Regions from separate parts of the Homo sapiens genome. Here all the other regions are linked to region 5. Evidence: chromatin loops called from intact Hi-C (ENCODE). Cell type or tissue: heart left ventricle. All regions are shown on one strand. Region 1 overlaps KIAA0040. Region 2 has its middle 75 kb from the start of KIAA0040. Region 3 overlaps COP1 (COP1 E3 ubiquitin ligase). Region 4 has its middle 6.2 kb from the start of MRPS14. Region 5 overlaps TNR (tenascin R). Region 6 has its middle 29 kb from the start of KIAA0040.

Region 1 (4,000 bases), 160 kb before region 5:
ACTTTTTCTTTTTTTCTTTTTTTTCTTTTGATAGAGATGTCTCTTTAGCAGCTCTAAAACATATTTGCTATGAATAGCCACCAACAGGATTATTATGGGTTGCAAATGGAAGAAAGAGAAAGGGAAGAGTAAAAGAGAAAGGGAAGAGTAAAAGAGAAAGGTTCATAAAGGTTAGTGAGAATCTGTATACACTGCAGAAACAGTTTCCTCTGGAGATGACATTGACTGAGTCTGTAGTGGAAGTCAGGAGCAGAGGAAGCGTGGAGTGCGCACTAGCTCTCTATGGAAGACGGGAGCAGGGGACGCGTGGAGCGTGCACTAGTCCTCCATGGAAGTCAGGAGCAGAGAATGCCTGGAATGCGCACTATCCTTCCATAGAAGACAGGAGCAGAGGACGCCGGAGTGCGCACTAGCCCTCCGTGGAAGACGGGAGCAGAGGACATCGGAGTGCGCACTAGCAGTCCATGGAAGTCAGGAGCAGAGAATGCCTGGAGGGCGCACTAGCCCTCCATAGAAGACAGGAGCAGAGGACGTCGAAGTGCGCACTAGCCCTCCATGGAAGACGGGAGCAGAGGACGGTGGAGTGCGCACCAGTCCTCCGTGGTAGACAGGAGCAGAGAATGCCTGGAGTGTGTACTAGCCCTCCATGGTAGATGGGAGGAGAGAATGCCAGGAGTGTGCACTAGCCCTCCATAGAAGATGGGAGCAGAGGACGCGTGGAGTGCGCACTAGCCCTCCTTGGAAGTCGGGAGCAGAGGACGCCGCAGTGCGCACTAGCCCTCCATGGAAGACAGGCGCAGAGGACGCCGGAGTGCGCACTAGCCCTTCATGGAAGACGGGAGCAGAGGATGCGTGGAGTGCGCACCAGCCCTCCATGGAAGTCAGGAGCAAAGGATGTGTGGAGTGCGTACTAGCCCTCCATGGCAGCATTTCCCAAATGGTGGCCCCTGAATCTTTGTTCCTCCAGATGTGCTAAAAGAAAAAGAGGCTTGTGGTTAAATAAATTTGGGAAAATTTTAAGGGGAGTTAAACCAAATTCTTTATTACAGCACCTGCTAGAAACTTTAATGTGATAAATGCGTTGCAGATCCCAAGGGGGTGAAGTGGGAAAGTTATACTATGCAGTGTTTGCAAACTTATTTGACCGTACACAGTTCTTTTGTTGTTTTGATAGTATTTCTCAAGGTGTGGTTCAGGGACCACCTGCATTGACCTGGTGTTTATTAGAGCAGGTTGTCTGGCATCACCCTAGACTTAATAATCAGCCAGAAGGGCAGGGAGAGACAGGGAATTTGCATTTTTAAGAAACACCTCAGTGTTTATTTCCCCCAATCAACACATTTATTTAGCATATAGTATGTGCCAGGCTCCATGCTAGGTGTTGAAGATATACTAGTGAATAAGACAGTTCTAATTCTAATCTCATAAAGCTAATTCTAATGGGGGTCAAAATAGGGGTGGGGTGCTGGGAATAGAAGCAACACACAATTGCAATGTGGTCTAGTCTTACTGCAATGGGCAAGACTTGTGTGGTTAGGGAAGCTTTACTGTAGTGAGGCTATATATAGAACACTTCACCAAAATATGTTTGTAACAACAGTTGAGACCTATGATTTATGGAAATCCCCCATATGTCACATGAGCACGGCATTCCGGACCCTGACAGATTTGTGAATTTCACATAAAACCCGGTGACTCTTTTGCACATTTAATTTGAGAACAGGTGAACTAGCTAGATGGATGTTCTCCAGGAAACACTTCTAAGGTGAAAAAGATGTTGACTCACGCTTTCTCCTGATCTGGCCACCAGGTGGCACTGACAAGCTGGGGCGACTTCGTTGTGGGCAGAGGCGGGACAGATAATTAGGCAGCCTTGCCTAATCTGCAAATCTGCAGACCTTAATCCATGGAGTATTGGTAATCCTGTAGATAGTGCAGTATGTGGTGAAATTAGGGAACACATCACACCATGGGGAATAGAAAATGCTAATTATTTTCAATCCCTATCTCATTCGATTTGCCTGCATCATTTGACTCTATGGACCATCACTTTCTTCTTGGAAATTTCTTTTCCTTTGGTTCCTAGGACACAGCTCTCTCACGGTTTTCCTTCAACCCTTAATAATAATAAGTAACATTTATTGGGCACTTAATATAAGCCACGTCCTGTGCTAAATGCTTTGTACACACGATCATTTAATGCTCCCTATGAGGTAGCTACTCTCATTAGCTTTATTTAGCAGGTAAGTCTTACAGAGAGATTAAGCCATGGGTCCAAATTACATAACTAGTGAGAGTCGGAGTTAGCATCAGGGTTGGGACAACCCTAGTCATGAGTCCTAGCTCACTGCACTTATGGCTTCCAGAGAGCCCTGATGGTTTCTGAATCGTCCCCATCATCCTGTCTGCCTGCATCACTACTCCAGGGTGCACTTGCCTTTGTAGACTGTGCAGCTGGGGCCCTCCTTTCTCAGTTTCTTCCTGTGCAAGTCTCTAGACACCTCCTAGGCGATCTCCCCCGGCCTGTCCTGAAGCCAGCCTGGGAGCTTCCCTCTAAGGAAGCAATGGCCACACTGTCTTGTCATGGTTTGCTTGTCTGTGCCCCCCTACCAGGTTCTGAGCCCCTCTAGGACAACTTAGTATCACTGGCACCTAGCGTGCTTGGCATATAGTAAACAGTCAGAAATGTTAATGGGATGAACAGCCTCAAAAGAGGGCTGGAGGTACACAGTCACAGCCATTCCTGAAGAAATATAGTGTGACATTGCCCACACAGGTGTTTGAAAACAACCCTTTGAGTCTAAGACAGAAAGCGGGTTGAAGGGATTTTTTTCCAGTCCAGTAAACCTGTGACTTTGAATTGGGAAATACTACTAAGGTCAACGGGCAAGGGGCCAGTGCAGAGTGCTGTGATAAACTGAGAATGCTAAGGACGTGATGGCATTCATTGTCCAAATCCATATTATACCCCAAGGCCAGGATGGAGCCGGGGCAGGTGCGGCTGCAGGCATTGAGCACTGGCATCCCCTCAGGGGTGCAGCAGCTGCTCCCCTCCCAGATGGTTTCTGAGCATCAGTTCCTCCTCTGCACCAGAATGTTTAGCAATGTCCTGGGTGGATGAACAAGGAGCTGAATGAAGAGTCTCTGTTCTCTGGTTGTCATGAGTGTGTGGTGATGGGGAAGGGAGCCCAGGAATGAACTCATCTGAACTACAGACATAACCTGCCTTGGGCGAGATAAGGCAAAGAGTCCACCTGTGCTCTAGGCCTTCCTTCTTAAGCCCTCCTTGAAATCCAGTCAGCATGGCTGTTTTTCCCAGGTGTCTGACCCTGCCCCCAAGATCATAGACCTATGCTGTCCAGGATGGCAGCCGCTAGCCACGTGTAGCTACTGAGCACTTGAATCGTGGCTGGCATGGCCAAGCGCAGTTGCCCATGCCTATAATCCCAGCACTTTGGGAAGCTGGCGGGTCACTTGAGGCCAGGAGTTCAAGACCAGCCTGGCCAGTATGGTGAAACCCCATCTTTACTAAAATATAAAAAAAATTAGCTGGGCATGGTGGCACATGCCTGTCATCCCAGCTACTCAGGTGGCTGAAGCATGAGAATTACTTGAACTCGGGAGGTGTAAGTTGCAGTGAGCCAAGATCATACCACTGTATTCCAGCCTGGATGACAGAGCAAGACTCCATCTCAAAAAAAAAAAAAAAAAAAAAAGAAAAAAGAAATATGGCAGACATAGCTGAGCTAGTATACCTTTAATTTTATTTCATTGCAATGAATTTAAATAGTCACATGTGGCTATTGGTACCATATTGAACCATATTGAACAGTGTACACACACTTACACACACACATACACACAGTTTTTGCCCTAGTGGCTACTATAGAGGTTTTTGATCCCTCCTTTCCCAACAAACACTGGATTTAACTCAAAGGTCCATTCTTCCTTAGGTTTTTGCTATTTCCCCCCTTTTCCTTTAAGAAGCCATTGATGGACC
Region 2 (4,000 bases), 52 kb before region 5:
CTACTCAGAACGCCACGTGATTTAAAACTTATGAATTGTCATTTTCTGGGATTTTCCATTTAATATTTTCAGATCATAGGTAATACTAAAGTCATGGAAAGCAAAACTGCAGAGAAGGGAAGACTATTTTATTTACAGTATCCTAGGAGTTATAGAGATAAAACATGGAGCAAATATGAATCATGCTCTCAAGAAGTTTATAGCAAAGGGATGGTTCATGAGCCCAAGTAGCACTGGTACAAGGTAAAAAGGACTAGAGGACCTTCTTCTTCTGGAGGGTCTTCTATCCAAATCAGCCATACACAGGAGGACTAAAGTGGGGTGGGGTCTCCTATGAAGTGTATTAATGGTTTTGCCTTGACGTTGTCCCCCATCTGATCTAAGTGTTACCTCAGTTTTTCCAAAGTGGTATGGGTTGTGAACTCTCAACCTACAGGACTGCTTTCAAATTGTGTAGCTGTGCCTCATATGCAAATAGAGGGTGAATTGGAGGCTCCATCTGAAGCTTGTTTTTGGAGTTTGTTATAAAGCTCCCTCTTCAAAGGATAGCAAACAAACAAACAAACAAACTGTTTTTCCTACTGTCCACTCTCACATTTAATACAACACAGCACCTCTGTTTATCAAAATGTGTGGGGATTTCTCCGCACATACAACGAAGCAATTCTGTAGTAGATTGTCCAGTAGAACCCAGGTGGGTGTCCTACAGTTTAACTAAATTCTGATTATCTACCTGGAGATAGCGTCAGATCTCACAGGTTGAGGGCTCAGTCCCACAAGACTGCCCCCACCCTTGAGATACTAGCATGGTCTGTGCTTCTAATCACCTGGCTATCAATGGGGATTCCCATAATCCCCTCTTTGAGTTGGTAGAGTGGCTCACAGAACTCAAGGAAACACTTTACTTATGTTACCCATTTATTATAAAGAGTATTACAAGGGATACAGAAAAACAGCTAGTAGAGAGATGCACAGGGCAAAGTTTAGAAGAAGGGGCACTGAACATTGCTCCCAGGCCGTCTCTTGGTGTGCCACCCTCCAAGAAGCTTCATGTGTTCAGCTATCCTGAAGATTTCTGAAACCAGTCCTTTTGGATTTTTATGTAGGTTTCATTAAGTAGGCATGATTGATTAGATCATTGGCCATTGGTCACCAATTCAACCTTCAGTGTTCCCTCCTCTTCCCAGAGATTAGGGGGACCCAACTTTCTAATTAGGCCATGGTCTTTCGGGTGACTAACCCCCATCCTGAAGCTCTCAAGGTGCCCCCATCTACCAGGCATCTCAGCATACAAAAGACACTCATCACACCAGAGATTTCCAAGGGTTTTAGGAGATGAATGTCAGGAAATAGGATGAAGACCAAATATGTATTACAAAATAGCATACTTCCTACAAAGGAATTATAAACTGGGGTGCATGGGTAAGGTGATACTCCTGAGCTGCTGGGTGCTCAAAGAGTGTATCAAAATTTAAACAAGGAACCTCAACACTTGTAACTGAAAGACCCAGATCTTACTTATCTTTGGCTATGAAGTCAAATCAGATTTACAGTAATACTCCAAATATCAATGCTCAGAGCCTAAACATCCTTGACAGGCAGAGATCCCTTTGCTTCCAGGAGTTTCTCTTCCTAAATATTTCTGGGGCTGCTCTCACAGATGTTTGTGCATCTCAAATGTTCCCTTGGTTTCCTGGGGTTATGCTAGGTTGGGATCTGTGGGGGGCCAGCAGTTTCTCACAGTTGTCAGCAGAGCCTCTGCCAGCAGCTCTGACTTCCACAGCCATTGGTCAGCCAGGGATGCTGTGTATTCTTCCAGCTGGCCTGATGGCTTTAGGATGCTTCTCCCTCTGCGTCCATGGGGGAATGCCTTTCTCTGCTAATCAGCTCTTTCTGGAGTGTTTTGCAGAGCACAGCTGTTGAACTTCAGTGACACAGTCTCTCCTTTGCCCTACAGCCCATGCCTTCCCAGAGTGGACAGCTCAGCTAAGAGGAGTTTGGTTGGGTGATGTCAGACTCCACATCACACTCCCCTGGAACATTCACTCCTCCAAATCCCAGACCTATTCTACCACTAAGCTCACTTATATGTTTGTTTTGTTCTTGGCCATTAGGCATAGCAGGGCTGTTATTGGGTAGCCACTTTAGAGTCCTTTAATATTTCTGGGCAGTTAAGATGCTCCCTAAAACATGCTCAAGGAATCCCAAGAATTTCTTGAAGAAAGTGTTGCCTAATTTCACAACACTGACCTAGCCAGCTGTGTGTAGGGGTGGGGGGAGGTTAGGATAGGAGGCATATTTTTAATTTAAGTGTGAGAAAACTAATAAAATTATCTTTAAAAATGTAAACATGTATATTAATGCCTAGAAGGGTTACTTGGGGCAAGGGTGGTGAAGTGGGCATACAAAACCAAAAAAACACGTGAAGTTTTGATTGTAACTTTCAAACCTGAGCCATTGCCAGCAGTGGTAGCTCCACAGGTTTGAGGCAGCTTGGCTCATTAAATAACATGTTATTATAATGTTTGCTGGAGAGTCTCAGCTATTTGTAGATTAGTTTCTGAAAATTCATTTTGCCTTAACATTTGTACTAGACAGAGGAGGTGGAATGTATGTGTTGTAGGAGGTTGAGAGAGCAAAGTCTAACTGAATATGAAGTAAGGAAGTTGGGGAGGATAAAAAATATTTTGGGAAACTGGACATTTGTCATTCTTTTTGGCTGACTACTCAACTCTTCTCCTTTTATCTTGAGACATTCTCCTTTTTGGCAGAGAGCAGAGTCCTCTTCACTCAGTAGAACTTACATACCATTCTAACCTTCCTTCTAGATAGATTATAGGCATATGACTCAAGATACATGATGATTCATGAGTTCCATCCAAGGCAGATTGTAACTTAGAAGGTAGGAATCCAAAGAGCCAGGGCCACCAGGAAGCTATCTTGGTGAAGTTAATGGTGTCTGTGGTGGCTAGATCCAGTTTCCAGGGCTCATGGTAATGGTTCCAGCAGCCAGCAGGGGCCAATGTCCAGCATCAGTGTTGCCAGTGGGACAAGCAGTTGAGTCTGTGCCTGGTAAAAGCAACAGTTGTGCCTTCACAGAATCAGTTATATGAGGGAATTTTGAACGTTTTTCTTGGGTGGGTGGCATTTAAGATGATTCTGACACTCCTGGAACTTCCATGAGTAACACAATATCCTTCAATAATTTCCTTTCTGCCTTAATCACTCAGCTTGTCAGAGGCGTTTGAAGCAGAGCAACTCCATCTTGAATAGGGGTGGGAAAATGAGTTTGAGACTTGCTGGGCCACATTCCCAGGAGGCTAGGTATCTTAGTCACAAGGTATTTACAGTTAAGGGAACAGAAACAGATCCAGGCAATGTCCTGATGTCCTGATATCTTGAGAACAAAAGCATTCCTAGTTTAAGAACAAGTTTTGCTTTAAAGATAATAATATAGACTCTTGTGAAAGATAGTAGTTACACAAAGATTAGCAATACTTTATCCCAAATCCTTGTGGCAGAGCACATCTCTCCCATGATTTGTCTTTATATACAAACAAGTATTATACCTAAGGTGGGTGCATTCCTGTGCTTACTTTCAGGAACACCCTGCTCTGTCTATGGAGTAGCTATTCTTACATTCCCTTAGTTTTTAAAATAAACACGTATTCACTTTCCTCTGTGGACTTGGTCTGAATTCTTTCCTGCACAAGATCCAAGAACCCTCTCTTGGGGTCTTGATGGGGACAACTTTCTGGTAACTTCCTCCTGGTGAACCACAAAGGGACTAATGAAGAGACCCCTGACCCAAAGGAAATAAACTGCAACACCAATTGGCCAACTTTGGGTAAGTGGTGGGGGTATATTCTATACCAGGTAAAGAATGAAATTGGGTTAGAGACCCAACCTGGAAGGGTTGGAGCTCCACCTAAAACATAGGGGCTTAAAGACTCCTCTTGGTAAAGAGCAAGGATAGTTGTCCAAACTTGGGTTAAAGGCC
Region 3 (4,000 bases), 750 kb after region 5:
TCACCAACACTTGCTGACAATCTTGCATTCCTTTTTAAGTTGTTAACATGAATTTATATTTCTGTCACATGTCATTGGTAATTCACAAACTTCTTTTATAGCCTAAGGATTATTTCTTCAAAGGAATATTTTTCAACAAGCAAATATGTGGACATATATGGACAAATGCTAGAGTCCTACTTACTCTGGATCCTCTCCCAGCAGGTAAAACAAATTTTCATTCATTCATGCATTCATTTAACAAATATTTACAGACATAGGAATATGCAAGAAATAAGACAGGTAAGGCCCCTGCCTAGATGAATCTCTCAGCCTAAAACACAGCTTTAAAAATAACTGCTTTAAAAGACTGATCCCAGGCAAAATTTGGGAAGGAAATCCCTCCCTCTGCACTCCCATTCATCTCATTTCTCAACCAACCCCAGATGGTCAATAACGCTTAAGACAATAATGGAAATACCTTCTGACAAAAAGGGAAAGTACATTGGCAGTCTTAAAAATCATATCCATTCCTTAGAAAACAAGTCAATAATTATCTAGAGATGTCTTTTTAAGTATAAATTTAAAGCTCACAAGCACTCTACAATAAGGAACATATTAAAAGTTACCCTCAATCTGGATCCACATTTGCTGCAATTATAAATTGAAACTTAGCAAAAATGATCCTTGTAACTATCATAGAAACATAAAGTTTAATTTGAATAGTTTCAAACTATGGTAAAGTGACATCTAAGGTGCAGAATTATACGTCAAAAATTAGTATAAAAAATATTCATTATTTTGACCTCCTTATAGGAATAGGGATACACAGTGTCAGAACCTCAAAAGAATTAATTCCTCTTTTTCTTCTGGGTGTCTCAAAGGAAAAGTGTTTTCTGAAACTTTACAAAGTTTCAATAAATCCTTAAGTGAATAGAAGAGCACTAGAATTCAGGTACGCCTGTATCCAAATCTCAGTTCTGTCTATTATTGGCATTAGGTTTATCTTGGACAAGTTACAAAATTTCTATCTCAGTTTTTTTCATCTGTAAAATGAGGTTAATAGCAATATCTTGCTACCCAGGGTTGATACAAGGATTAAATGAATTAGGGAATTGATGTAAAATATTTATGATGTTGTCTAAAAATGAGTAGGTAACACACTCCACATTACCAGTACAGAGACTATTCTAGCATCAATGAATGCCACCATAGATAACTATTTTCTTCTTAGGAATTTACTAATGCTTGATACAACTCCATTCCAACAGTTTGAACAAACATAAGTAAAAATATTGAAAAACTCTCTAGAGGTAGAATGTTTAACAATTTTTACCATAACAATCTAGTTGTACAAAATTCAAACTCGGAATTCAAAAGACAACCATCACTACTAAGTATATTAAGTTTAAACTATACAGTTTCAAACTATTTCTCTCTGGTGGACACTGAACACCTAATAGAATAAAAAATGCAAAATATGCTATTATTGCTGTGTGTAAAAAGAATGCAATTAACTGTCTTCTTTCCTGTTCCTTGCCATTGCTAACCTAGGACCATCTTCTACTTATGAGAGTGAACTTCACTGTATGTCACCAATTCCGTACCTTGTCTATTGTTTAATAGTCGAGATACTGTCAAAGTAAACAAATGCTGCCACCTTGTGGACTGAAGGGTATGGTCTTAACTCCAAATAAGCAAAGGAAGAAAAATACGTTTCTGGTTCGGCCTTTTCTCTCAGATTATCACTGCAGTAAGTGACCAACATTATGTCATGCAATTTTACAGTAAGAATAATTATCTCTTCTACAAAGTAACAAAATAATGCACCAAATTCAACATTATCTGCCTTCTCAAATACTTGTTTAGGCCTCTTTGTTTGAGACAGAGTCTCATTCTGTTGCCCAGTGCAGTGATCTCAGCTCACTGCAACCTCTGCCCCTTAGGTTCAAGCTATTCTCCTGTCTCAGCATCCCAAGTAGCTGGGATTACAGGCATACGCCACCATGCCTGGCTAATTTTTGTATTTTTAGTAGAGATGGAGATTCACCATGCTGGCCAGGCTGGTCTGGAACTCCTGGCCTCAAGTGATCTGCCTGCCTCGGCCCCGCAAAGTGCTGGGATTACAGGTGTGAGCCACCTCACCTGGCCTCTTTATTCCTCTTTCTGAAAGAAATTAATTAAATTTCCTTTTTTGGGAGGAATTAGAAGGCGTTGAAGTAAATTTATTATCAATGATGTGTTTGAATATAAGAAAGTAAGAAAAGCAAAAAATCAACAGAGCTGTGAGAGTTTTTCACACCTTCATTTCTTTGGCCATATCATCCTTTCTTGCTAGTCTTCATCTCTCATGCCTAAGAAACTTTAAAATTGGAATTTTTTCTTTAAAAAACATTAATTTGGTGTAATTAATAGAAAAAAAACGAATGTAGCATGCAAGACGGCCCAACCAGAGGTATCTTAAAAATTTCTTATATTAGTCTAAATGTTTTAATCTAACCACAATTTGTAAGTATTTCCAAACTAAGATCTTGTTTAGGTCTTCCTAAGAATGTATTTCTGCCTCAGAATGCACAATGTTTTCACATAAATGTCAGTATGATTAGGGTTTATTAGCAATTGTAAAAAATTCAACACTACATTAAATCAAGCTTTAAAAAAGCAATAATGAAACCATCTCTTCCCCAAAATCAAGCTAAAATGGCTTTCAGGAATGAAAAAAAAAAAAAAAGATTATTACTCTTTGTATAGTCACATAACTACAGGTAAGTGCATACATATCAGGTCAATATTATAAATAAACTTTGATACTTATTTTTGCCATTTCACATTCAATCTACATTTCTGAAGTCCTTAAAAGCATAGTATACATTCTTAACATAGTTAAGAATTTAAGTAAGAATGCTAATATGTTGCTCCAAAGTAAACTGTTTCATAAACTATTCTTTTATTTCTTATCTATAAGGGCCCTAAAATAAGATTGTGAGCTCTCCTGAATCCAAGTAACACGTCTGGCCTGTTCATGACTATATGCCTAGTCTGGCCTAGCCTGCACTACGTTATCAATGATTTTTTGTTAATTAAATTATGTAATAAAATGCACCCCATAATCTGCTGCATTTTCAAATTTTACTCAGTCAAGTGCCAACATACAGAAAAATAAAGGAATGTATGATTTTTGTCTTACTCATTACTGAGTTAAACAGCTGACAGAATACAATAAAAGATCTCCTCCAATAGTTTCTTTAGCTAATGGCTTAAATTTTAAGATCTTCATATACATAATAAATTCAAATCTTAGTCCTGTAAATGAAAAGCATGTTAAGTTTTAGCAATATTTGACACGTTAAAACTTACCAAATTCCCGATATGCCTCAAAAAACATCTTTTTAGGGTTATTCGTTCTAAGAGATTTGAACACAAAGTAGCAATTTGATTATACCAAGGAATTACTGTTAATTTGCTTAGATGTGATACAGCCCTGTGGTTTAACAATGTCCATTTTAAGAGATGCAGATAAGTTTCTGAGATTTGCTTTAAAATACTTAAGCATATACACACCCAACACTGGAGCACCCAGATTCATAAAACAAGTTATTCTCGGCTTACAAGAAGACTTAGCCACACAATAATAGTGGGGGACCTCAGGCTGGGTGCGGTGGCTCATGCCTGTAATACCAGTAGTTTGGGAGGCCGAGGCAGGTGGATCAAGAGGTCAGGAGTTCGAGACCAGCCTGGCCAACATAATGAAACCTAGTCTCTACTAAAAATACAAAAATTAGCCAGGCATGGTGGTGGGCACCTGTAATCCCAGCTACTGAAGAGGCTGAGGCAGGAAAATCGCTTGAACCTGGGAGGTGGAGGTTGCAGTGAGCCAAGATCATGCCATTGCACTCCAGCCTGGGTAACAAGCGCAAAACTCCATCTCAAAAAAAAAAAAAAAAAAAATAGTAGGGGACTTCAATACCCCACTCACACCATTAGACAGATCATGGAGGCAGAACACTAACGAAATTCTGGA
Region 4 (4,000 bases), 290 kb before region 5:
CTTGAGCTCAAGAGATCCTCCTGCCTCGGCCTCCCAAATTGCTGGGATTACAGGTGTGACCCACCACACCCCATGACATTTTTGAAAACAAAAAAGTACTGAATAGTCTTACCCTACCAGATATTAATATACCATACATTATAGAGCCGTAGTTATTGAGCTTATGTGGTACTGGCGCCAAAATCAACAGACAGTTACGTGAAATAGAATAGATAGGCCTGATAGAAACTCCAGTGCAATTAGAATTTGGTTATGTATTAAAGGAAGCATAAAAATTGTTAAACAACTAGTGCTAGAACAACTGGGTAAAGATTTGGGAAAAATTATATCTTCATCTCTTACCACATATCAAATTTTAGATAAAAAGGTAAATACTAACAAAGGCTTAAAAAACAGAAGAAAATAAAAATGAATATATTTTTAATTTTTATTGTTTTATTTTATTTTTATTTTTTGAGATGGGGTCTCACTCTGTCACCCATGGTGGAGTACAGTGGTGCGATCTCAGCTCACCTCAGTCTGCTTCATGGGCTCCAGGTGATTCCACCTCAGCCTCCTAAGTAGCTAGGACTACAGGTGTGGGCTACCACACCTGGGTAATTTTTGTATTTTTTGTAGTGACGGGGTTTCACCGTGTTGCCCAGGCTGGTCTTGAACTCCTGAGCTCAAGCATTTCACCTGCCTTGGCCTCCCAAAGTGCTGGGATTACAGATGTGAGTCACCATGCCTAGCTGAATATATTTTTTACACTTTTAAATCTTAGTAGACAATTTTCAGACTGTCTAATAACATTAGATGTGTTCAACCTCACTAGTTTCCAAGGAAATGCAAATTAAAATAATGAGATCTATTTAAGCTAGCAGATTAGCAAAGGTTAAAAAAAATTCGGCATTGTCAGAGGTGTGAGGAAATAGGTAATTTCATAGTCGAGTGATAAGAATATAAATTGGCATAACTTGTCTGCAAAGCAATTTGGCAAGTCTTTTCAAAGTTTGTAACTATTGATCCAATTATGCCACTTTGAGGAATTTATTCCAAGGAAATACTGAGAAACTCTAAATTTTATATAAAAGGACATTTATCATTGTCTTATCTATAACAACAAATAAATAACTTAACAGTAAGTGGAGGGTTAAATGAAGAAATCAAGTTATAATCCTAAATTTAAAAATCTGATGGGTTTCTAATTTAAAATATATATATATATATTTACAGATACAGGTGTAGGTATAGAATAGACAGATTAAAAAAGGCTACTCTTAAATATTAAGAGTAGAGATGAGTGAGCAGATTACTGGTTATTCTTATGGTCTTTAAAATTTTCCAATTTCTCTATAATTTATACTATTAGATTCACATATGTGTTGAAGTTGATTTAAAAATATTAACCTGTTCTTGTCTTTTTATATTTATATTATTTCACCCAAAGTATTTGAAAAATCTGTTTTTCAAGGTGCATATAGGAAGGGGTCATTCCTGGTCCCCATCAATATCCTTGGCTTATTCTTGGGGACAGGCACAGGCCGAACCCTGACCAAAGCAGCAAGAAATTAAGAATTCAGGGATGCTTGCTTCGTTCATATTTAGTACCAAGCCATTCACTCTTCCCTTCGTCTTCATTTCTCTGGCTTCTGTGTATGCCATCAAGTAAACTGTCCTTTTGGTGTCTAATCTTTACCTAATACAGGAATGATCATTTCCTTAACTTCTCTGTTTTCTGAGAGGACTAATTAATTATTCCTTTTCATTATTTTATAACTGGCAAGTTACAAAACTAACTTGACTGCAGCTTCTGGTGCCACACAGTAAGAATGTTTACTTGGTGTGTGCTTGTTCTTAGCTGGCCTCAGCTGAGTCACCAGCAACCTTGGGCCTGAACACCTGCCCCAATGCACTCCCCTGGTGCTTCATCATGGGCCTTCCACGTGAGAGCTGGATATGGCTCAAAAGAACCAGATTTCTTGGGCTATGAGAGGGAACTACAAAGAGGAAGAAAGCGATAATAAAGGAAAAGAACCTGTGGAAGGAGAGCGAAAGGCACGGGGACACATGCACCACACACACACACACACACACACACACACACACACACACACACACGCATTTCAACCGTGGCTCTGAAATGGTGTGATGGATAGTGGGTGAAACCTCTGTTCTCATTACACATCTGCCTTCATTAAAGGCTACCAGCGGAATAGCAATCCTATTGGTTTACCGGTTTGGCCTTAGAGTGTGGATGGCCTTAGCACTTCCGGAAGCAGCCACAGGTCCCATGCCTGTGAGCCTTCCCTGGAGCTATGTGCTGTGCACCACGCTGAACACGAGATGGCAGTATTACTACATCTGCGTTCCAACACACAGCCATCCTCGGTTCCCACACACAGGGCCTGATGCAAACTGAACACACACACACCACACACACACCACACACACACACACCACACACACACCACACACACACACACACACACAGCTGTCCCCCAAATAAAATAATGACACTTCGCCTATCGTCAAGTGGGACCTGTGTTTGAGACTGAGTTTGCCGCCTCCGTGGGAGTCAAAGGCAGGACAGGCTATGTGATTTGTAGGGCCCAGTGCAAAAGGAAAATGTAGGGCCTCTTGTTCAAAAAGCAGGGAAAAAAGTGCTGCTAAAGGTAGTAAAATATGAAGCCTCTTCCTTTCTTTCCTGGACTCTGGACTTGTTATGGGATTTTTAAATTTTCTATTAATGTTCTAAGTAAAGAAAAACAAAATCATTAAATGTACTTTTAAATCATTAGCATCAATTTTACCACTCATCGTCATATTGGGGAATGCCAGTTCACCGTGCAAATGTAAGAGCATTTAACTCATAGGCAGAATCAGTGAAATTATACAATTTTTATTTTGTTGCTTGTATATGCCTTTGTGTTTTGTTCTTACCAGAACAGTGAAAATATTGCATAAAACTAACTCAGTTGCTTTTATTTTACTTCTTGATCCACGTGCATTCTACCAGCACCTTCTGACTTTGGCTTACTCATGAGTAAGAGAGGACTGAAAGGAAAAGGAACTATTGTCCTTTTAGAATGTCAACACCTTCATGTATAGGAAGCAAGTTCTAGTGGCCTCTTGGGGTTGCCAGTGCCCCAGCTGACTCAGTCATAGACATAGTACTCTTACCTTGGACTCGCTTTGAGTCCCATTAATCTCCCATACATCATGGGGCCACCAGAATTCCATGTGGATGGGGCATCATACAAAGGGAGCAGCAAGGAACGATGGGCACATGTGTCCCCTCTGCTCATGCAGATGTTCCATTGTCCCACTGGACCTCACTTACAAGACACAAATTCAAAAACATAATGATTCAGAATTTCAAGATAGTGACAGTAGAACATTAAACCAAGCACAGGGCTCTCCTGAAGGCATGGGGATACATGCACAGACACACACAAACACACAAGAACGGCAGGGGCTGTGTGACACATGAGTGACATACCTGCAAAGCCAGCCCAGGTCACAGGCTCTCATGATCTCAGCCACTTGCATTTTCCCAGTCCACACTTATATCTCCAATGAGCCTTTTCGCCCAGGTGCCAGAGCTCCTTCAACTCCACGTGTACCAATCTGAGCTAGTAAGCATCCATTCCTTCAGCAAACATTTATTGAACGTTCCTGTTACATGTCAGATACTGTTCTAGGAGCTGGGGATACAGCAGGATACACAGTCCCTGCCCTCATGGAGCTTACACTGTAGTGGAGAAAGGGGAAGAGCCATTCACAAATCAATAATTATGTGTCAAATGGAGACATGCTATGAAGAGAAAAGCAGAGTAAAAAGAGCATTATGGTAGGAGATACTGTTACCTAATGTGGTCAGAGAAGGGCTCTCTGATGAGCCAGCATTTGAACAGAGACCTTAAGGGTGTGAGGGAGTGAGCTAGGAGGCTCTGGGGGAAGGACATCCAGGCAAAAGGAATGGCAGCTGTGGAGGCTGAGTGGGGTGTGTGCATGGTGT
Region 5 (4,000 bases):
TTTTTGAACTGGAACTTTAGCATTAGCCTGGCTTCATGGCCCAGACAATAAGGAGCTGTTTTATGAAGTTATCAGAGGGGGCTGAGTGTGTCTGAGGAACAAGAGCTGTGTTATTTGGATGCACTGCAAGAGCCTTATTAAGCTTGAGGAAGGAGAGAGGATTTCCCCTTTGGAGAAAATGCAACACTGTCCAAAGACTGTGAGGTTTGCCAAGGACATTTGGACAATGAAGTGCTGCAGGTGCAATGAAGTCATGTTTCAGGCAAAGATTGACCTTAAAAAAATAAACAGAATGCTGGAGATGACAAATCAGGCTTGTGACTACTGGTGACGCAAAAGTCAGATCCAGGCAGAACTGGTTGAGCAAAGAAAGAAAGTCCTTCTGCTTCTGGTTTTCGGTGCAGTGACAGGCCTTGGTGCCTTAGTTTCTCCTCAAGTTAAGTGGGTGAATGGCAGAAGCTCTGGTGGGAGGCTGGAGGCCAGAACGTGAGAAGCCAATGCTGCTTCCTCTCCCATGGCCGCTCCTGCCTTGTCTCTGCCTTTCAGTGTGGTGCCACCGGTAGAAGGCTTGTTTTGAATCTCCAATGATCCATCAGCTTCTTCTTAATTTTATATTTTTCTTCTTTCCACCTGTTTCTCAAGGCTTGATGAATGTAGAACTGGCATAAACAAATCCAGAGTGGATACAATTAGAAAGAACCAGAGACATTTTTTCAAATTGGACCTGAATCTACACCAATACATCATCTTAAAGCATATAGGAGTTACTTTCCCTGCTTGCTTTTGAAAGTTTTCATTTGGTCTGTGAGTTCTCATCTGGACTGGTAGTGTCCAAATGACCCAGTATTGTTGAAGAAAGCTTTATCACATATGTGTAGGATTGGGTTATGGAAGAAGCAAAGGTTTGAGGAGGCATTCAGCTAAACATCTTCAGGAATGTGGTCAAAGAGAGGCTACAGGAACAACCCCAGGGGCCAGCCTGTAACTCAGCTTTCTTTAGAGGATAGACCCTCTCTGTCATGGTAACCTGGATGAAAGCAGACCATCAGGGAAGTGAGGCAGAGCTGAGTATGCAGCTCCTGGCATCTGGGTGGGAGGCAGACTCCCAGACTTCACACATCTGCCCCATTCCTCTGAGGTCCTGAGACTCCTCCTGCAGCCGTGGCAAGTTTGAAGCAAGTGAAAACAAATTATCCCAACTTCTTTGGGATTATTGAAACTGAACTGAATTTTGAATCTTTCAGAGGTTTCTTAATAAAAATTTAAGAGTGGACAGTGAGATGCAAGGAAGGCGGAAAGTGTCCCCCAACCCCATGCCCTACCTCCTTGGAAGAAAAGACATGGAACTAAGAAATCAGATTGACTAGTATTCTGGTGATAAGAAAGCAAGCAGTAGAATACCATATATCCTGGGCATGTGGCCCCACCTTTCCTGAAATTCTGGGTGGAGGTTACAAAAAAGAAAAAGAAAAAGAAAAAATGTTTTCATGTCCCTAGGGTATTTGCAAATCCAGGTCACCAGCTAGTCTATTTCAACACCCATAGCTTGGTGTATCTAGTGTTCTTGCATGTTCTGTCTTTTCTCCAGAGGAGAGGACAAAGAGGAACTCATAAACTCTTTCCCAACTGATGCTTTTACAAGAGCTATTTGAAAAGATTCCACAATGACTTTTTGTCCCTTAATCTACAGCTCTGCTCTGAGACTGGATTTGAAAAGTAAAAATGTGATTAGGATTGTTTGGTTTGGCATTGAGGTTATTGGCAACCATGGTTCTTTAGGTCTGGCTTTGAAATATCAGGGTGCTGGTTGGTTCTCAGGTGGAAGGAAGCGGGGCATTAGGAGTCCTACCACTTTATGAGTAGTAGAGGGGGAAGTTGGTAGGTGAGGGACAGGTGGATTCAAATATTTGTAGATGTTTGCTTTGCATTTCCTTGCTGCCATATGTTGTTGTTGTTCTTTTACAAATCAATCTCCCATACAAATCAGCTGGCCGGTTTTCCTGAGTCCTGGTTTGGCTCTCCTGGAAACTTGGAGACGTGGCCTTTCTCAACCCCGCTGACGTTTCACACGGGGTTTCAGGAGGTGACTGCCACCTTGTGGCCACACTTAGCAAGTCCCCTTCCACCAGTTCACTGTGGTCTCAAGGCCAACAGTTTTCCACAGACTTGTCATTCTTGCCACCTCTTCTACACCTGACCCCTTCACCTTCCAGAAATAACCCTGGTGAATGTGCATCTGATATGTTGGAAATTATCTTTATATGTTGGGGAAATGCAAAAAAGGGAAACTGCCTGGACCTTGGGTCTAGACAGTGAATCTATTGCAGTCATTGGTGGTGGTTTTGGTTTTGGGTATTAGTACATATCCTGATGTGTCTGTAGTTAAACAGCCTCTGAGAAGGGTCTACCTCGATTCCTTTTGAGTCCCTTGAGGGAAACTGGTGTGCATAGGGTGGGTGCTTTGAGAGTATTGCTTACTGGATCTACCTTTGGGAAATGCAGTTGTGCTTGGAGGAGCAGGATAAGCAGGAATCAGCGAGGAAAGTTATGAGCATTGAGTCAAGTTGACCATAGACCTTGGGATGAGAGTGGGGCACAGTGTCTTTTAAACATGGTGAAAACTCATGAGAAAATCACCCTATTAAATAAAAGGAATCTATAAATCCTTTTATAGAGGGTTGAATAAGCTGATCTTTGAAGTCTCTTTCTTGCTTCAAAATAAAGCTATGCAATGCCGCTGGTACTATTTATAAAAATGTTCCATAGTGTAGAATGGTTTCAATAAAAGGAAGATTTTTGTTTCCACTGATGTTTCTTGACTTTCACCTGAATTGACAACACATAATCTTTTTCCATTTCAACTTCCTTGATGAAGTGGGCGTGCTGGCACCACCCAGGTACCTGGTCTCTGTTTTTATGGACAAAAAGAGTTCAGCCTCTCACTCGGCATGATCTTTTCTGCAGTATTTTCGTGTGTGTGTGTGTGTGTGTGTGTGTGTTTTACTTATGACTCCTGAATCAATCTCTCTCTTTTCTTTCCCTCCCTCCCTCCCCTTCCTTCTTTCCTTCCTTCCTTCCTTCCTTCTTTCCTTCTTTCCTCATTAAACAGGGAGTCTAGTGAATTTTCATTACCTAATTGTGCTGTCCCACCATGCCAATTTCTACTTAGGTTTTCAGATCACAGATTAGCATCATTGACCGTCAAAACTGAAAGGGAAATTAGAACTCATTCTAGTCTAATCTCTCATCTGACAGATGAAGAAACTGGCCCAGAGAGGTGAAACAACCCAGCCGATGTCATGTCGTAGCTAAGATGACAGCTGTTGGCCTGTACCTCGGCCCTCAAGTTTCCCATGCAATGTGCTTCCTACTATTCATTGTTGCCCCGTCTCTAGGTAAGTCTTCTGTAATTTACATGCTTGTTGAAAGGATCTGTTTCTGTTTTTTCCTCCTCCCAGTTTGTTGAAGCCCATGGTTAACTGAGAAATGCAAGTGGTGCCTAGGTTTTTCAGGGTTATGCCTGTCACATCCACACTGCCGCAGTGAACAAAGCCTAGAAGCCTGCGGCAAGGGAAGCGCCTCCATTCAATGGTGGCTGGCTGCATCCCCATGAGGTCCGAGGCCTGATGGTCAGCCCAAGGGACTTTTCATCTTGGTTCTCAAAGCTTGGTAAGAGTGAGGATATTTCCATTAGAAAATTGCCGACACTAAGGCTCATCCAGTAACTGGTTGGCAAAGGTACACACTGCTCTGGTCAGACAAACATAGGCACTACAGAAAATGGTGCTGGGCCTTGAGGAATGGGAGAGGAAAGGGAGAAGACAGCTCAGGGAACTGGGCATGGATCTGGGCAGATGTTGCGGGGATGGTTGCTGATATTGGATTTGGAGGAGAAATTGAAAGGTCACGGCTTCTAGAGCATCTAGCTCTCTTGGGCTTAAGATCAAATTGTGCTAGTGAAGACAGTGCATCTCATAAAATGGGAAGTAGGCCCACAGTT
Region 6 (4,000 bases), 98 kb before region 5:
TTACCTCTGTCTAGGTTGTTCATCTCCCTCAGCTCTTTCGGTGTTTACTCAACTGTCTGATCTCCCTATTAAAAGTGTGACTGGTTCTCTTGCCAATACTGCTGATCTCTCTTATTTTGTTCTATATTTTCTTTCTAAAGCATTTATCTCCTTCTACCATACCATCCAGTTGATTTATTATGCTTTATTATTTATTTTCTGTCATCACCTGCTAGAATATGAGCTTCATGAAAGCAGGCATTGCTGATGCATCCCCTGCACCTAGAAGAGCGTCTGTTGAATGAATTAATAGACTATAGTGGGGGTTTCGGGAAGTCATCCTGCCCCTCCCCTTTCTAGGTCAGGCCTTTTCAGGGCTTTACTTGAGTTCAGCTCTCCTGCCCTTTTCTTGAATCTCACCCTTAGCAACTGTATCAGGGAAGATCTTTCAGGTTCTCTAAGCAAGCTTGGCTGCATGAGGAACTTCCTTCCTGTGGAGCCTGCAGGAAAAGCAATGCAACCAAGTAGAAGAGGGGACACAATGTCACTCTGGGAAATGTTTTTAGGAACTTAATTATCATGGCTTTGTGATAACTCAGCAAAGGAAGTTTTTGGAAGAAGGATTTTGTCTTTCATTTAGAGATTCAATTCTAGTCTCCCAAATGTGATCTAAATTTTGCTCATCCATCTAGTTCTAATTATCCTTCAAGATGCTACACACACACACACACACACACACACACACACACACACACACCCCTGCTTCTGTCGCTCCAACATAAAATGGAATGTAAACTCCGTGAAAACTAGAATCTCATCTGTCTTGTTCACTGTGATAGCTCCAGGGCCTAGAAGATTGTCACATGGCACATAAAATAGGTGCTCAATAAATATTTGCTGAATGAACGGAAAACTCAGACCTCATCAAAAGTACCTAGTTTTTCATATTTTCTTATTTTTCAAGAAAAGCCAGAAATTCATATGTTAGGTATTCTCTCCTGATGTGGCAATTTATTTAAAATTGTTCAAATACTGTGTTAGTCAAATAAATCACATCTGCAGGATTATTTGTCCTGCCAGCTTCTGGTTTGGAGTCATTGCCCTAAATTCATTGCAGATACTATGCTAAGTATTTTGGAGGGAGGAGAGAGAGAGGTTGGGAATTTTTAGGGGAAAGAGGTAAGAGAGGAGACAGGGGAAGACTCCTTTTCTCAATGATCAGAGGGTCCCACAAAGAGTGGGGACCCCTGCTCTTCTCCCTGACAATGTCTTTGGGGAGGTGGTGAGATTTCAGAAGGGGGCAGGACCGTAGGCCCCAGGAGGATTGGGGCTCACAGTCCCTCTCTAGGTTTACATGAAAGTGGTGGGGAGGTCAAATTCCAAGGGATCACGAGGCGGGCACAATGCAGTCACCAGTTATAAGGCAGGCGGGGACCTGCCAAATATTTTGGGTAGCCTAAGCATCCCCGGGCCCCTTGCATAACCCTAGTGGGTAGGTGGGGGCTGCAGTAATGACCGGACTGGATTTCCCACCAGACTGGAGGGAATGGGACTCAGAGGCACATTAAAATGAAAGTAAATAAAGCTGTAGGACATTTCTTGTACAACCAAGTTTGTGGACTAATACTCATTCACAGTGCTTCATATTTTGTTTCTGTCAAAGTGGGGAAGACAGCTGGGAAGGGAGAAAGTATAACATCAAACTGTGCCCCAACACAGGCTCCTAGTCCCAGGGTCCTCTTGAACTCCCTTGGGCACCTTCCAGATCACCCTTGGACCGTGTCCTCCCGGATGTGTCTCCTGGTTTGAACTCCCACCCAGAGTAAGGCCTCACTTGCTCCAACGCCCTGTTCCTTAGGAATTTGCAGTCACAGCATTTGCCACATATGTTCCGGCAACAGGGGTGAGGTTGAGGCATCACAGGCCTCTTATGGTCCAGATGAGGGATGATCAGTGCCAAATGCATAGCATCCCTTGGTCGGCTGTGGCCTCAATCCTCCCAGCTTGTAAAGAGGAATTCCTAGGCTCTGCGAGCTCAGTCCTTCTGGGAAGAAAACAAAACCCTTCTTGACCCTTTTCATGTTCTAAATACCCGTCTCCTCCTCGGTCCTCTTCCCTCACCCCTCTCTCTAGAGAACGACCTGGAAAGAAGGAAACCAGCTGGCTCAGGGTGAGATTTTTGTGCAGAGAGTTTTCCACCAAATGGGAGCTGGAAGCTAGAGATGGGATTGCTGCTGCCATCTCGGAAGCAGAGTTGCTCTCCGGCAGAGAGCTTAAGCGGGCAGCAGCAAGGTGCACCGTTCCTTTTGCAGACTCACCAGTCTCCTGGCCCCACCTACAGGAATTCCAAGGGCTTGTGAATTAAGTCTGCAGGACTTTCCGTGGGGGCGGGACTGCTTTGTGCTGCTAGAATGTTTTCCTTTTCCCCAAAGGAGGTGAGTGCACACAAGTATGGGATAAAACCAAAAAGCTCCCAACTTTCTCTGAGGACTGGCAAACTATAAAATACTTATCTGCTTGAGCAGTGGAGGAAAAATATCCTCAGGTTGAGTCATGCTTTTGCCTTTCTCCACATCTCACCCCTCTAACCCCACCTCCTTGTCCTGGATAAGTGAAGGAGGGAAGGAAGGAGAGGGAGGTGATGGAAGAGAGGAGAAGGAAGGAGAGGGAGGGAAGCCACAAAGTCAGGTTTGAAAGTGGTTTGGCCAGGAACCGAGTATAAGATTGGGAAAACTGTCTTTATTGAGGGCATGAATGTAATGGCCTTAGGGGGACTTGAGGCCTGCTCATGTCAATCACCATTTATAATGCAGGGTGTGCTGTAGCCACCACTGGAATTCAGACATGTCTGGGCATCTCTGGCGAATTGGTCCAGTGAGACAGGCAGGGACTCAGGAATCTACTGGAAGACTCCTCATCCTATGGGGGCAGAAACCAAGCACCACGATCTCAGCCACATAACAGGGCCTTAGACTTCTGAGGGGAGGAGTGACGGTGTGAGCCCAGTGTCTGTCAGGCACGCCTGTCCCAGTCCTGGCTCCATGCCCTAGCGAGAGAGAGAACTAGCTGCGAGTGTAAACTCCCAAGACGTGGGGCAGGAGCATCTCTGCTTTGGTAGTCCTGAAACACTTCCTAACTGCACATGTGGAGGGAGGCATTCTCCTCCATATGGTGCCATAGATAGCTAGTATCTGGTGGGTGATGAGGCTATTATGGGAAGTCTTTGTGGGAGCCAAATCATCACTGATCTAAATGGTGGAGGGCACATGCAGGTCAGTTCTGAGGACTCCTGGAACAACTCGGGTGGAGCTTGGTGGGGTGGGTATCTGGGATCTCACATCAACAGGATTACGGCAGCCACAATAGTAATTCCGCCTTGCATTTTATACCAGAATGGGCTTTACAGAAATTTTCACATATATGTTCTTATTTGCTCCTCATGACCTCCCATGTAGTAGAAGCAAGTGTAATAATCTTCCTCAGTACCAAGCGGGGCTGGACTCGACACCTTTGAGACCACTTCAGCTCCATCACTCCACGGTTCTTGGGCATTGTCCAAGGGCCCACCTTGGGCTATTCATTAAGTAGGCACACTTTAGCAGCTGTGAAGTCAAGACACATGCATTGCCTGGGGGCCTCCTCCCTGCCTGGGGTTCTGAACAGGAGACACAACACTAAAGAGGGAGAAAAAATATTATCTTTATTAATGCTAGAGCCTAAGTGGGAAGAAGCAACTTACAGTGAGAAAAAAATGACCCTGCTATTTAAGCACAGGATTGGGCAGACCTGCCTACCCTGTCCCAGCAGGGGACATTTTTCCAGGTAAGACTTTGAACATAAGAAGGCAGAAGGGAATAAGAAGAAATAGAGGAAGGGGCTGGATGACTCTTTCTGGTGCTTCCCTCCAACTCATCAACAGGTGAAGGGTGGGAAGGGCCAGGAATGTCAATGAATGGACGTCCCTCCACGTGGGAGAAACGTCAGAGCTAGGGAAAACATGTTCCTATATGAACAACTGTAT

Evidence for each region. Peaks named below come from ENCODE experiments on the same cell type or tissue, not always from the same donor. Only the 100,000 strongest peaks of a DNase experiment are listed, where the experiment ranks them.
Region 1: a loop joins it to region 5, with 10 times the contacts of the local background. A loop is called at or near these places in 109 of 110 quality-filtered maps.
Region 2: it touches region 5 in a loop (2.9-fold over the local background); 9 of 110 quality-filtered maps call a loop at or near these places.
Region 3: it touches region 5 in a loop (4-fold over the local background); 6 of 110 quality-filtered maps call a loop at or near these places.
Region 4: it touches region 5 in a loop (6-fold over the local background); 78 of 110 quality-filtered maps call a loop at or near these places.
Region 6: it touches region 5 in a loop (5-fold over the local background); 12 of 110 quality-filtered maps call a loop at or near these places.

What each region holds. Positions count from the first base shown.
Region 1 is chr1:175,153,244-175,157,243 of GRCh38, forward strand. It overlaps KIAA0040, which reads right to left. Exons shown (of 4, transcript NM_014656.3): 4 at 3,743-4,000. Among named protein-coding and RNA genes, the nearest start is that of KIAA0040, 38 kb to the right of the region's middle. RefSeq lists an enhancer at 704-1,203. In heart left ventricle, CTCF peaks have their summits at 1,806 (motif pointing right) and 2,011; a DNase peak (open chromatin) is centred at 1,818.
Region 2 is chr1:175,266,021-175,270,020 of GRCh38, forward strand. No RefSeq gene overlaps it. Among named protein-coding and RNA genes, the nearest start is that of KIAA0040, 75 kb to the left of the region's middle. RefSeq lists an enhancer at 2,918-4,000. In heart left ventricle, no CTCF peak of the experiment used is centred here; a DNase peak (open chromatin) is centred at 1,801; H3K27ac peaks cover 2,313 bases.
Region 3 is chr1:176,072,097-176,076,096 of GRCh38, forward strand. The region is part of intron 11 of COP1 (COP1 E3 ubiquitin ligase); the gene reads right to left. Among named protein-coding and RNA genes, the nearest start is that of MIR1843, 110 kb to the left of the region's middle. In heart left ventricle, a CTCF peak has its summit at 1,650 (motif pointing left); no DNase peak of the experiment used is centred here.
Region 4 is chr1:175,027,599-175,031,598 of GRCh38, forward strand. No RefSeq gene overlaps it. Among named protein-coding and RNA genes, the nearest start is that of MRPS14, 6.2 kb to the left of the region's middle. In heart left ventricle, a CTCF peak has its summit at 2,296 (motif pointing right); a DNase peak (open chromatin) is centred at 2,313.
Region 5 is chr1:175,317,727-175,321,726 of GRCh38, forward strand. TNR (tenascin R) reads right to left here. Exons shown (of 23, transcript NM_003285.3): 23 at 1-4,000. LOC105371623 (a long non-coding RNA gene) reads left to right here. Exons shown (of 4, transcript XR_001738302.2): 2 at 3,256-3,395. Among named protein-coding and RNA genes, the nearest start is that of KIAA0040, 130 kb to the left of the region's middle. In heart left ventricle, a CTCF peak has its summit at 2,105 (motif pointing left); a DNase peak (open chromatin) is centred at 2,075; H3K27ac peaks cover 1,895 bases.
Region 6 is chr1:175,219,577-175,223,576 of GRCh38, forward strand. No RefSeq gene overlaps it. Among named protein-coding and RNA genes, the nearest start is that of KIAA0040, 29 kb to the left of the region's middle. In heart left ventricle, a CTCF peak has its summit at 2,306; no DNase peak of the experiment used is centred here; H3K27ac peaks cover 531 bases.